Regions from separate parts of the Homo sapiens genome. Here region 1 is linked to region 2. A link is an interaction called in ENCODE POLR2A ChIA-PET data of the cell type or tissue named here. Cell type or tissue: OCI-LY7. All regions are shown on one strand. Each heading gives the region's core, and the rest is flanking DNA. Links, peaks and the distances in the headings are about the cores only.

The links. Peaks named below come from ENCODE experiments on the same cell type or tissue, not always from the same donor. Only the 100,000 strongest peaks of a DNase experiment are listed, where the experiment ranks them.
Region 1: POLR2A ChIA-PET joins it to region 2 with 22 read pairs; 3 of 35 experiments call an interaction of 5 or more read pairs at or near these places.

What each region holds. Positions count from the first base shown.
Region 1 is chr13:40,534,304-40,539,680 of GRCh38, reverse strand. No RefSeq gene overlaps it. Among named protein-coding and RNA genes, the nearest start is that of LINC00598, 56 kb to the right of the region's middle. RefSeq lists a silencer at 1,815-2,109. In OCI-LY7, for the core only: no CTCF peak of the experiment used is centred there; a DNase peak (open chromatin) is centred at 2,837; H3K4me3 peaks cover 68 bases.
Region 2 is chr13:40,470,813-40,476,189 of GRCh38, reverse strand. It overlaps LINC00598 (long intergenic non-protein coding RNA 598), which reads left to right. Exons shown (of 7, transcript NR_024507.3): 2 at 2,095-2,196. Among named protein-coding and RNA genes, the nearest start is that of LINC00598, 7.5 kb to the left of the region's middle. In OCI-LY7, for the core only: a CTCF peak has its summit at 3,215; no DNase peak of the experiment used is centred there.

The sequences.
Region 1 (5,377 bases), core at 79-5,078, 64 kb before region 2:
GAAGATCACCCTTAAAATATCACAGTAATAATTGCCTTAGAAAGATCTACTGATGAATGGTAAGTTAGAGGGCAAAAGGGAGAAATAGGATATCTACATAATCAAAGCATCTCCAAATCTACAAAGCATCTCCCCTCAAATATTTTCTAATTATAAAGGGGGAAAAGAATGAGATTACAGTGGAAAAACCTGGAAGATACCACTTTTGCCAAATGATCAAGATTATCATCACCAGTGGTAAGATAAATCGACATCATGTACTTTTTTTTTGAGACAGGGTCTCACTCTGTTGCCCAGGCTGGAGTGCAGTGGTGCCATCTCAGCTCACTGCAACCTCCACCTCCCAGGCTCAAGTGATTCTCGTGCCTCAGCCTCCCTAGTAGCTGGGATTACAGGCACATGCCACCACGCCTGGCTAATTTTTGTATTTTTAGTAGAGACAGGGTTTCACCATGTTGGACAGGCTGGTCTTGAACTCCTGGCCTCAAATGATCCACCCTACTTGGCCTCCCAAAGTGTTGGGATTACAGGCGTGAGCCACCGCGCCTGGCCTGTATATCCATATTGTACCTGCAATAATATAGCACACTGTGTTTCATGTATTACATAACCTGTATATTGCTTAAAGTATGGTTTCTACATTCTGGAAGTTAGGGAAAGGTAAAAAGACCAACGCCTTTTTAGTTGTGCAAACTTGAGTACCAGCTCTGTCCATTATTAGCCATTTGCCTTTGAGGAAATTATTTAAGCTCTTGGGCCTCAGTTTCCTCATATACTTTCTTATATGATGCACTGAAAAGGGCACGTCACCTCTGTGGGAATCTTGCCAGAAATGTATAACCTGTTTAATGGTGAGAAAACACATCAGACAAACCCAAGTTAAGGGATATCCTACAAAATATCTGACTAGGACTCTTACAAATTGTCAAGGTCCTGAAGGACAAGAAAACACAGAGGAACTGTCTCAGCTTGCAGAGCACATGAGGATAAATGCAGCAAAGGATCCTGGATTGGATCTTGAAACAGAAAAAGAAGACATTAGTGGAGAATCTGGTGAAATCCAAGTATAGGTAACAGTATCATACCAGAGTTAATTTCTTGGTTTTGATTATTGTACTATCAGTATGTAAGTCATTAACAGTAGGAGAAGCTGGATGAAGGGTATGTAAAAACTCTCTTTCCTACTTTTTTTTTCCCCAAGACAGAGTCTCACTCTGTTGCCCCAGCTGGAGTTCAGTGTCACTGTCATGGCTCACTGCAGACTCAAACTCCTGCACTCAATGGATTCTCCTGCCCCAGCCTCCCAAGTGTCTGGCATTACAGGTACGCACCACCACACCCAATAATCTTTTTTTTTTTTTTGAGAGGGAGTCTCGCTCTGTTGCCCAGGCTGGAATGCAGTGGCGTGATCTCAACTCGCTGCAATCTCTGCCTCCTGGGTTCAAGCAATTCTCCTGCCTCAGCCTCCCAAGTAGCTGGGACTACAGGAGCCCACCACCACACTTGGATGATTTTTGTATTTTTAGTAGAAATGGGGTTTCACCATGTTGGCCAGGCTTGTCTCGAACTCCTGACCTCAGATGATCTGCCTGCCTCAGCTTCCCAAAGTGCTGGGATTACAGGCATGAATCACCACGTCTGGCCCCAATAATCTTTTATATATATATTATTATTATTATTATTATACTTTAAGTTCTAGGGTACATGTGCACAATGTGTGGGTTTGTTACATATGTATACATGTGCCATATTGGTATGCTGCACCCACCCAATAATCTTTCTATTTTAATTGTTTTGCAGAGATGGGAGTCTCTCTATGTTGGCCAGGCTGGTCTCGAACTCCTGGGCTCAAGAGATCCTCTGGTCTTGGCCTCCCAAAGTGCCAGGATTACAAGCATGAGCCCCCGTGCCAGCTCTTTTAAAAATCAGGAAAGCACAGGAAAAGAGTGAGTGGGTACGCTTGGCTGGAAGTCAAGGGCCTGGCACGGGGTTGTGGAGCCAGGCTCTTCCTGGCGGCGGGGCTGTGGGGAGCTGGATGGCTGGACTGAGGTTACTGAGAGCCCTCCTCAGCCGAGCAGCAGGGGATTTACCCATCAAAGTAATCAGGGACAGAGTCTGAACCTGTCCCCATTGGCTCAAGATAATTAAAAGGGGATGGAAAAAATGTTATCTTTTAAAGGGCTTTGGGAGGTTGAGGCCTTCGCAGGAGAATGGCCAGGAGACTAGTGTGTGCAAAGAGGCAGGCGGATGATCCCCATCCTACAGGGGCATTTATTTTGTGGACACCGGGGTCACCTGGGAAGCAGGTCTGGCCTCAGTTCTCCGGCCTGGGGCACTGTTTGTTCTGTGTCTCGCTTGTGGAATAAAGAGGATTCCTGTTTCAGTGAGGAACCACACCTGCTCAGAGGGAAAATACTCTGCTTGTCAGAATCTTTCACTTTCTGTGAACCAGCTCCTTGGCCTGATAGGGTCACAGGGCCCAGGAGTGGTCAAGGAAGCTTCTGTGAATGTATTGAACGTCAAGAGTGTCCAGGGGGATGTGTGGTGTTTGGCCCGATTCCTGTCATTGCCAGTGGAAATGCCATCTCTGGAGTTTGCCCCAGGTGTTTGTGAAGCAGGTTGGGATTCGGAGCTGAACGCTCCTCTAAAGATATGTGCTGGCTTCTTATGTCATGGCTAGACAGCCCCTGCTGGGCCTGTTTGCTGTCCCTTTCTCTTTGCCCCTGAGTTGTGTCAGGAGATTTGAGGAACTTCTGACTCATCCTAGCAAGTGGCTATGGCCTTTTTGCAAAAAGCTGTGTCCCAAGGGAAGAGGCAAATGTGACCCAGGTAGGTGCCAGCAGTCACATGGCTTGCAGGGATGACAAGCTCAAACAGGACTTGATGGCTGGGTGTGATGGAAACCATAACACATGATTCTTGGGAGCAGGTCCGTGCTGGCTGGCAGGATATTTGGCTCTGTTTGTGTTTGAACAGTCTGACAACAGCCATAAAGCCTAGCAGCTGTGAGGTATTTCAGGTACCGGAGGACTTCTGGACTTCGGTTAACCTTGGGGTCTTGGGAGTAGAACTTTAGCTTTGAATAATTTAAGGGCTTGGCCTGTAACCTCACGCCTGTAACCCCAGCGCTTTGGGAGGCCAAGGTGGGCGGATCACTTGAGGTCAGGAATTAGAGACCAGCCTGGGAAACATAGCGAAACCCCCTCTCTACAAAAAAAAAAAAAAAAAAAAAAAAAAAAAAAAAAAAGAAAGAAAGAAAGAAAAAAAAAAAGAGCCAGGTGTGGGGGCACGTGCCTGTAGTCTTAGCTACTTGGGAGCTGAGGAAGGAGGATTGTGTGAGCCCAGGAGGTCCAGGATACAGTGAGCCATGATTGTGCCACTGCACTCCGGCCTGGGTGGCAAAGCAAGACCCTGTCTCACAAAAATAAAAAATAAAAAAAAAAAAAAAATAAAAAAAGGAAGCAGTGAGACAGCTCTTACTTAGAAAAGGAACCCTTAAGCCCTCTGCATATTCAGTTCTGGAGACTCTGCTAAGAGCAGCCCTTCCATTCATTAATTTCCTGAAGAAATGGATTTAGATATATTGCTGTATTTTTTTCTTCCAGAAGTTGATCCCTAGATGCCAGATAAACATCCCCTTGATCTTCTGGGAGCCTAAGGTTTTTACTTGGTCCCATGGGATGCAATAGGGCTAAGGCCTTCATGGAAAGTTGGAAGTCAAACTCGGGAGGGAGATTAGCCCAGCCTCAGCGACCCCTCCTCTTTGGACCTGTGATAGAGATTAATGAAATCCGGGGATTAGTACCGAAGATATCGTGTGCTGGCATGAGCGCGGGCTCTGGGCCTTTCTGGGTCCCAGGCTGGGAGCTGGCTGAGGCGCTGGAGAGGAGCAGTAAGGAAGGTTGGCATCTGGGTGGACCCGATGTCAGGCCTGGCCCGCGCACCCACCAGTTATGTAACCTTGGGCAAATGTCCTCCCTGAGCTGAGCCTTTCTTTCCTCATGGACTAAACAGGGTAAGACGACCTTGTTTTCCAGATGGTGTGGGGCCGGAACAGCACAGGGAGTGTCGGCACCCGCTTGGCGCTGGCGTTAGCGTCCGCAGCTCTGCGGCTGGGCTTTCTGCTCATCTCCTCGAAGGAGATCTTAGGGTCTTCATTTTGAAAAGGGGAGATGGAGTGGAGCTGCTGGGCCCGGCTGCGGAGGTGGTGGTTTCGTGCGTGGGCGCGAGGACGGCTTTGGCAGCCCTTTCCGTGCCCTTTCCATGGTGCCAGGCCGGTTCTGGAGGTGACAGGGCTGACCGGTCTGTGTGGGCTCGAGACACGGCCGCAGCCCTTTGAAGCTCTTTTAAACTTCTTCATCATTTCAGAATCATCACTGGAAAATTCTTTTCGTCAGATGTGTGCCCTGCCAGGTCATCTGGCAGCTCAAGTGCTCTATTTTTTTATTTTTATTTTTAATATTTTTTGAGACGAAGTCTCGCTCTGTCACCCAGGCTGGAGTGCAGTGGCACCATCTCGGCTCACTGCAACCTCCGCCTCCCGGGTTCAAGCGATTCTCCTGCCTCAGCCTCCTGAGTAGCTGGGATTACAGGCATGTGCCACCACGCCTGCTAATTTTTGTATTTTTAGTAGAGATGGGATTTCACCATTTTGGTCAAGCTGGTCTTGAACTCCTGACTTCGTGATCTGCCCACCTTGGCCTCCCAAAGTGCTGGGATTACAGGCATGAGGCACCGTGCCCGGCCTATTTTTAATTTTTTTTGGCCAGTGAAACACGCTGCAAGTCCCCCTTTTGTTCAGTCTCCTTGTGCAAGCCTTGGTGTTAGAAGCCATCATAGCCACTGGTTTGGGTTGAAATCTTAGATGCCAAACTTTACTGCATTACCTCATTTAATCCCTGCATCTGTCCTGCAAGGAAGGTGTTTTTATTCCTGTTTTCCTGAAGAGGAGTCTGGGATTGGAAAGGTTAAGCATTTACTTAAGCTTGCTGAACACAGCCCATCTGTCCAACCCCGAAGGCCACGTTCTTTACCACCATGCTATGTTGCGTCACTCAGATAAATCCAGAGAATGTGTTCAGCATTTTCTTTGGCTCTGTGTCCAGAGCAAGCGACTGATATCCACACTCAGATATGAAAAAACCTGTTACTCACCTGACAGGTGTCACTTTCAATTTTTAGGAAGTGCCTTTTTTGTTTAACAGCTTCATTGAAGTATAATTTACATATCATAAATTCACCCATTTTTAGTGTAAACTTAAATAACATTACTCGTGAATATGTAAGCTTTGATGTTCATGCAACCATTTATTTATTTATTTATTTTTGAGACGGAGTCTCGTTCTGTTGCCCAGGCTGAAGTGCAGTGGCGCGATCT
Region 2 (5,377 bases), core at 227-5,226:
TACATTCATAATATACCACACGAGATAAATGATATTAAAAAAGGCCAAGTGGGGTGACAGAATAGATTGATGGTGGGATGTGTGAGTTGTGTGTGTGAGTATGGTGAGGGTGTGTGAGTGTGTGTGTGCACATCCCAGTTGCTACTGTAGATAGGGTGGTCAAGGAGAGTCTGCCTGAATGAACTGAATGAGCTGTCTGGAGACTTGAGAAAGGACTCTTCCTTGCAGAAGGAACACCAAGTATGAAGGCTTTGTGGCAGCAGAGAAGAGGCTGCAGTGCAGTGAGCTGGGAGGGCAGCAGGATTCGAGGGCAGAGCTATCTGAGAGCTACACAGAGTATTCCAGGCCATGGTTAAGGACTTTGGATTCTTCCTGGAGGTAGCTCAGAAACCACTGGAGGAGTTTGAGCAGAGCAGGGATGTGATCTGCATTATATTTAAAAAGGATGACGCTGGCTTCTGAGTTGAGAATAGACTGACTCTGCAGACATGGCAGCCACAAGATGAGTTAGGACAGATGACGGAGTCTGGACCAGAATGTTGCAGAGGAGGTGACAAAATGGTTGACTGTGGATCAGGTTTTTTTTTTTTTTTTTTTTTTTTTCTGGAGACGGAGTCTCGCTCTGTTGACCAGGCTGGAGTGCAGTGACACAATCTTGGCTCAGTGTAACCTCTGCCTCCCAGGTTCAAGTGATTTTCCTGCCTCAGCCTCCCTAGTAGCTGGGATTACAGGCGCCCGCCACCACGCCCAGCTAATTTTTGTATTTTTAGTACAGACAGGGTTTCACCATGTTGGCCAGGCTGGTCTCGAACTCCTGACCTCAGGTGATCTGACCACCTCGGCCTCCCAAACTGCTGGGATTACGGGCACGAGCCACTGTGCTCGGCTGGATTGGTTTTAAAGACAGAGTTGACCAGATTTCTGGGTTGGATATAGGATGAGAAAGAAAGGAAGGAATCAAGGATGATGCAAGTTTTTTGGTCTGAGCTACTGCAAGAATGGAACTGCTGTAGACTGAGCTGGGGAAGACATGGATGGAAGGGTGGTAGCAAAAGTTCCATTTTGACCACATGAAATGCCTGTTAGATAGAGAAATGGAGACGTTAAGTTGGAAGTTGGAACTAAAAGATTGGGATTCAGGGAGTGAAGTCAGGAAGGAGATATAAATTTGGACAAAGCAATTACAACCTTTTTAGACTGGACAGCATTGCATATGGGGTGCCTGTGGATAGAGAAGAGACCTGAGCCTGGGTCCTGCCAACATTTGGGGGTCAGGGAGATGAAGAGGAGCTAGCACAAGAGTAAACAGCCAGTTGGGTGGGAGGAAGAACAAGGAAGGTGGTATTTGGGAAGCCAAGTGATGAAAGAGTTTAAGGAGGATGGAGTCTTCAGCTGTGCTAAGGGTTGTTGGTGGTCAAATGAAGTGAGGGCCATGGAATAAAATAACATTTGTAAAGCACTTAGCACACAAAGCAAATGCCCAACAAATGGTAGCACTAGTAAAGGCTGGTCAGTACTTAAAGTTCCATAGTTAGAGATGCCTTCATTTGGGTGAAGATGCCCGGGAGGGATCCTCGTTCTGATGAGGGGTAGGGTGAGAGATGAATACACTGTATGTGAATAGGGACAAAGATTCTCTGCTTGGCCAAGCTGTAGTCCAACTCCTCAACGTTTTCCTAGGCCATCTGTGCACTTCCTTGTAAAATCCGTTTTAACAAAGAGCCCTAATCAGTGAGTTTATCAAGAGCTCCCATCCTCCATATCTGTTCACCCTTGTATCTAATCAGGCTCATCATCTTCCTCCATCCCTAGGTGATGTCTGGTCACCCTGGGCTATATTCAGGAAGAATCCTGTTAGGTCGGTTTAGCCACAGTCCCCCTTATCCCTGATGTTTCCTCTTAGTAATTTTCCATTCATCGACCCCCACTCTGCTCCTTGGCTGTAAATTCCCATTTGTCCATGCTGTATTTGGAGTTGAGCCTAAGTTCTCCCCCACCACCAGGCCCCACTGCAGTGGTCCTCATACCTATCATGATGGTTCTGATAATGTCTGCCTTATCATGCTCTTTTTTTTTTTTTTCTCTGTGGCCCAGGCTGGAGCACAGTGGCATGATCTCGGCTAACTGCAACCTCTGCCTGCCTCCCAGGTTCAAGCAATTCTCCTGCCTCAGCCTCCCAAGTAGCTGGGATTACAGGTACCCACCACTACTCCCGTCTGATTTTTATTAGAGACAGGGTTTCGCCATGTTGGCCAGGCTGGTCTCGAACTCCTGACTTCAGGCGTTCTGCCCGCCTTGGCCTCCCAAAGTGCTGGGATTACAGGTGTGGGCCACTGTGCCCGGGCCTGCCTTACCATGCTTTAACAAGTACCATTGAATCATTTTTCTTTAACAGTAGTAAGAGAGATTACCACAGAAGAGAGAAGGAGCATAGGAAGTGGGGAAGGTTCCTGAAGTAAGTTTCTGTGTTATAGCTTCCCTGAGCCCTGCTGCTGGTGTTACAGTCCACACTGAAATATGTTAATCAAACCCCAATTGTTTGCTCATCTTTGTACACCTGTATACTGTCTGGGTCCTCTCTCGAAGGTTCTGTACCTGTACTAGATTTGACAGAGCCTTTTAGGTGTCCTGGGCTCGCACAGTAAGCCAGCACATCTGACTGCCCTGTGTCCTGATTGAGCTTCAGTGTGATCACAAACATTGACCTTAAGGACATTCTTCTGGATGGATCAAGACATTCTTTTCTGAGCTGGGATACAGCTCAAAACAGGTCTTGAGGAAGGCCCTGACTGCTGATCACAGGAGTAAGCAAGATGCAGGCAGGCAGGCACAGCGGTGATGAGCATGGTCAGATTGCCTGGGCTCAGATTCGGGTTCTGCCATTTGCTACCCAGGTGGCCTTGGGTGAGTTACTTACCCTTTCTGTGTCTCAGTTTCCTCATTTGAAAAGCAGGGATGATGATAGAATTTAGCTCACAGGGTTGCTGTCCTAATATATGGAAATCACTTAGGATAGTCTCTATGTACAGTAAGTGCTCCACACATAGTAGCTGCAATTTTAATCCGGCATGAGGTTTCTTATCAGGTAGTATAGCCTCCCAGGTACTGTGATTGGGAAATTTTGAAGGCACAGTCCTCACATTGATTGTTTAAATCATCACTGAAGTTAATCTTTAATGAGAGGAGGTAGCGGGGAAGGTGACCCTCTGGTGGGGGATTCAGGCATCTAGGTACTTTTCAAATTAATCTAGATGGCTACGATTCTCTCTCTCTGCCTCTTCAGGCTCATCATTGGTCAAGCTCTTCTGCTTTTGCAGAGCAGTACCAGTTGTTAAACCTGGAGCTTCAGGCTAGGAAAAGCTGTGGCAATCTTTGGGCTCAGCCATTTCACCCACAGGTGTCCTGGAAGCGTGGGGGCCACTCAGCCCGTGTGTCTCCAGGATGATGGTGGTGGAGCCACTGCTTTGGTGGAGTCACTGCTTCTCTCCCTCCCCCTGGGACTGTGGTCAACCACTGGGCCCCACCACCTCCCGCCTGGTGATTCAGAAGCACCAACCAACTGTACCCCAAGTGAGAGTGCAGCTCAGCTAAGTCCATCCTGGCTGTCAGTGGGCACGTGATGCTCACGTGCTCCCCCAACACTGCAACTTAAAGAGGCTGATGTTGCAGATTTTGGGGAAATAAAAGGTGTCATTGGGTTGGCAGCATGGAGTGTTGGTTAAGCACTCTGGAGCCAAAGGCCCTGGGTTGAAATGCTGCCTGTCACTTTCTAGCTAGATCACATTGGATATATTACATTACTTCAGCGGTCCCCAGTCTTTCTGGCACCAGGGACTGGTTTTATAGAAGACAATTTTTCCATAGACTGGGGTTGGGGTGGCAGTGGGGGGATGGTTTTGGGATGAAACTGTTTTACCTCAGATCGTCAGGCATTAGATTCTCATAAGGAGCGTGAAACCTAGATCCCTCCCACGCACAGTTCACAATAGGATTTTGCGCGCCTATGAGAATCAAATGCCGCTGCTGATCTGACAGAAGGCGGAGCTCAGGTGGTCACGCTCTCACACTTCCTGCTGTGCGGCCCATTCCTAACAGGCCACATACTGGTACCTGGCCACAGCCTGGGGGGTTGGGGACCCTGTATTACTTAATTCCTTTGAGTCTCTGATATTTAAAAGGTGTAATGGAACCAGTCACTGTGTTAACCTTCCTGAGCAATTCAGGGATAGAAGGCATACGTGCTTGTGTGGTGTGCAGCAAAGTGCTGGCACTCAGCAGATGCTCAATGAATGTTCATTCGCTGGTGGCAAAATAGTGGGGTGGGTGCTGTGTGTCCCTTGCCACCTGGATGGATAACACGCATCTCAACCTCCACGAGTGCAAAATACCTTTTGTATGGATCTTGACCCTGGCAGGGTCCTCTGTCTCCCTGTTTTTGGTCAATGGCATCCCCTCTGCCCAGGCCCCAGTCCCACATGGCTTCTTTGTTCCTCTTCCTCTCTCCCCCATATCCATTTGTTTAGCAGGTCGCACTGGTTCTACCCTGGTGGTCTTGCTCAAGTAGAGCCCCAGGTGGGACTCCCACCGTTGCCACCCTAATCCACAGCTTCTTCACCTCCCACCTCGTTTCACCTAAAACACAGACAGACACAGACACATCCACCCAAACCCCTCACCTGGAGTGTCAAGCCCCCAGCCCTCATCTCATGCCCTCTGGCTTCATTCCCTCCCTCTGCTTGAGCTCCTCTGGCCTTGCTGTTCTAGAGTGTCATGCTTTCCTGGCTCAGGGTGTTCACTCTTTTGGTTTCCTCCATTTGGAATATCTTGTCTCCACATCCTGTCGTGACCAGCTCCATCTGGTTTTGCAGCAGAGAGATGGAGTAATGGAGTAAGATCACACTGACCCCCCTGAGCCGTTTGGAATGGCTTCAGGCCACCTGGCCCTCCCTCTCTTCTCCCACCACTTTAGGGCCTGTGAGAGAAATTGGAGGGAATGCTTAGGCACGTGTGGCTTGGTCCTAATCCTCACGTTTCATTTGCCCCCCAATTCTAAGACCAAGAATTTTGACTTGATCGGAATTGAGTTGGGAGAGTTGGTGTATCACACAGACTTCCAAGTATGATTTTAGTAAAGGGGAAGTTTTCTCTTCGGGGCAGCTACATCTTGGCTTTGGGTTGTTGGTGCTGCTGAGTTCTGAGTTGGAGTGAATTTTTTGTGAGCTAAATATGGTCTTGTGACCAACTCTCCTTTCATCCAAGGCGAGGAGGGTTTATGCCAGTGAGCAGGCCACGGATTCAGTTCTATTTGGAAAGCTAGTTCACGATCCTCACATATGAAGTCACAGTTGGCCTCTGGTTCAGAATAGCTCCTCTGACA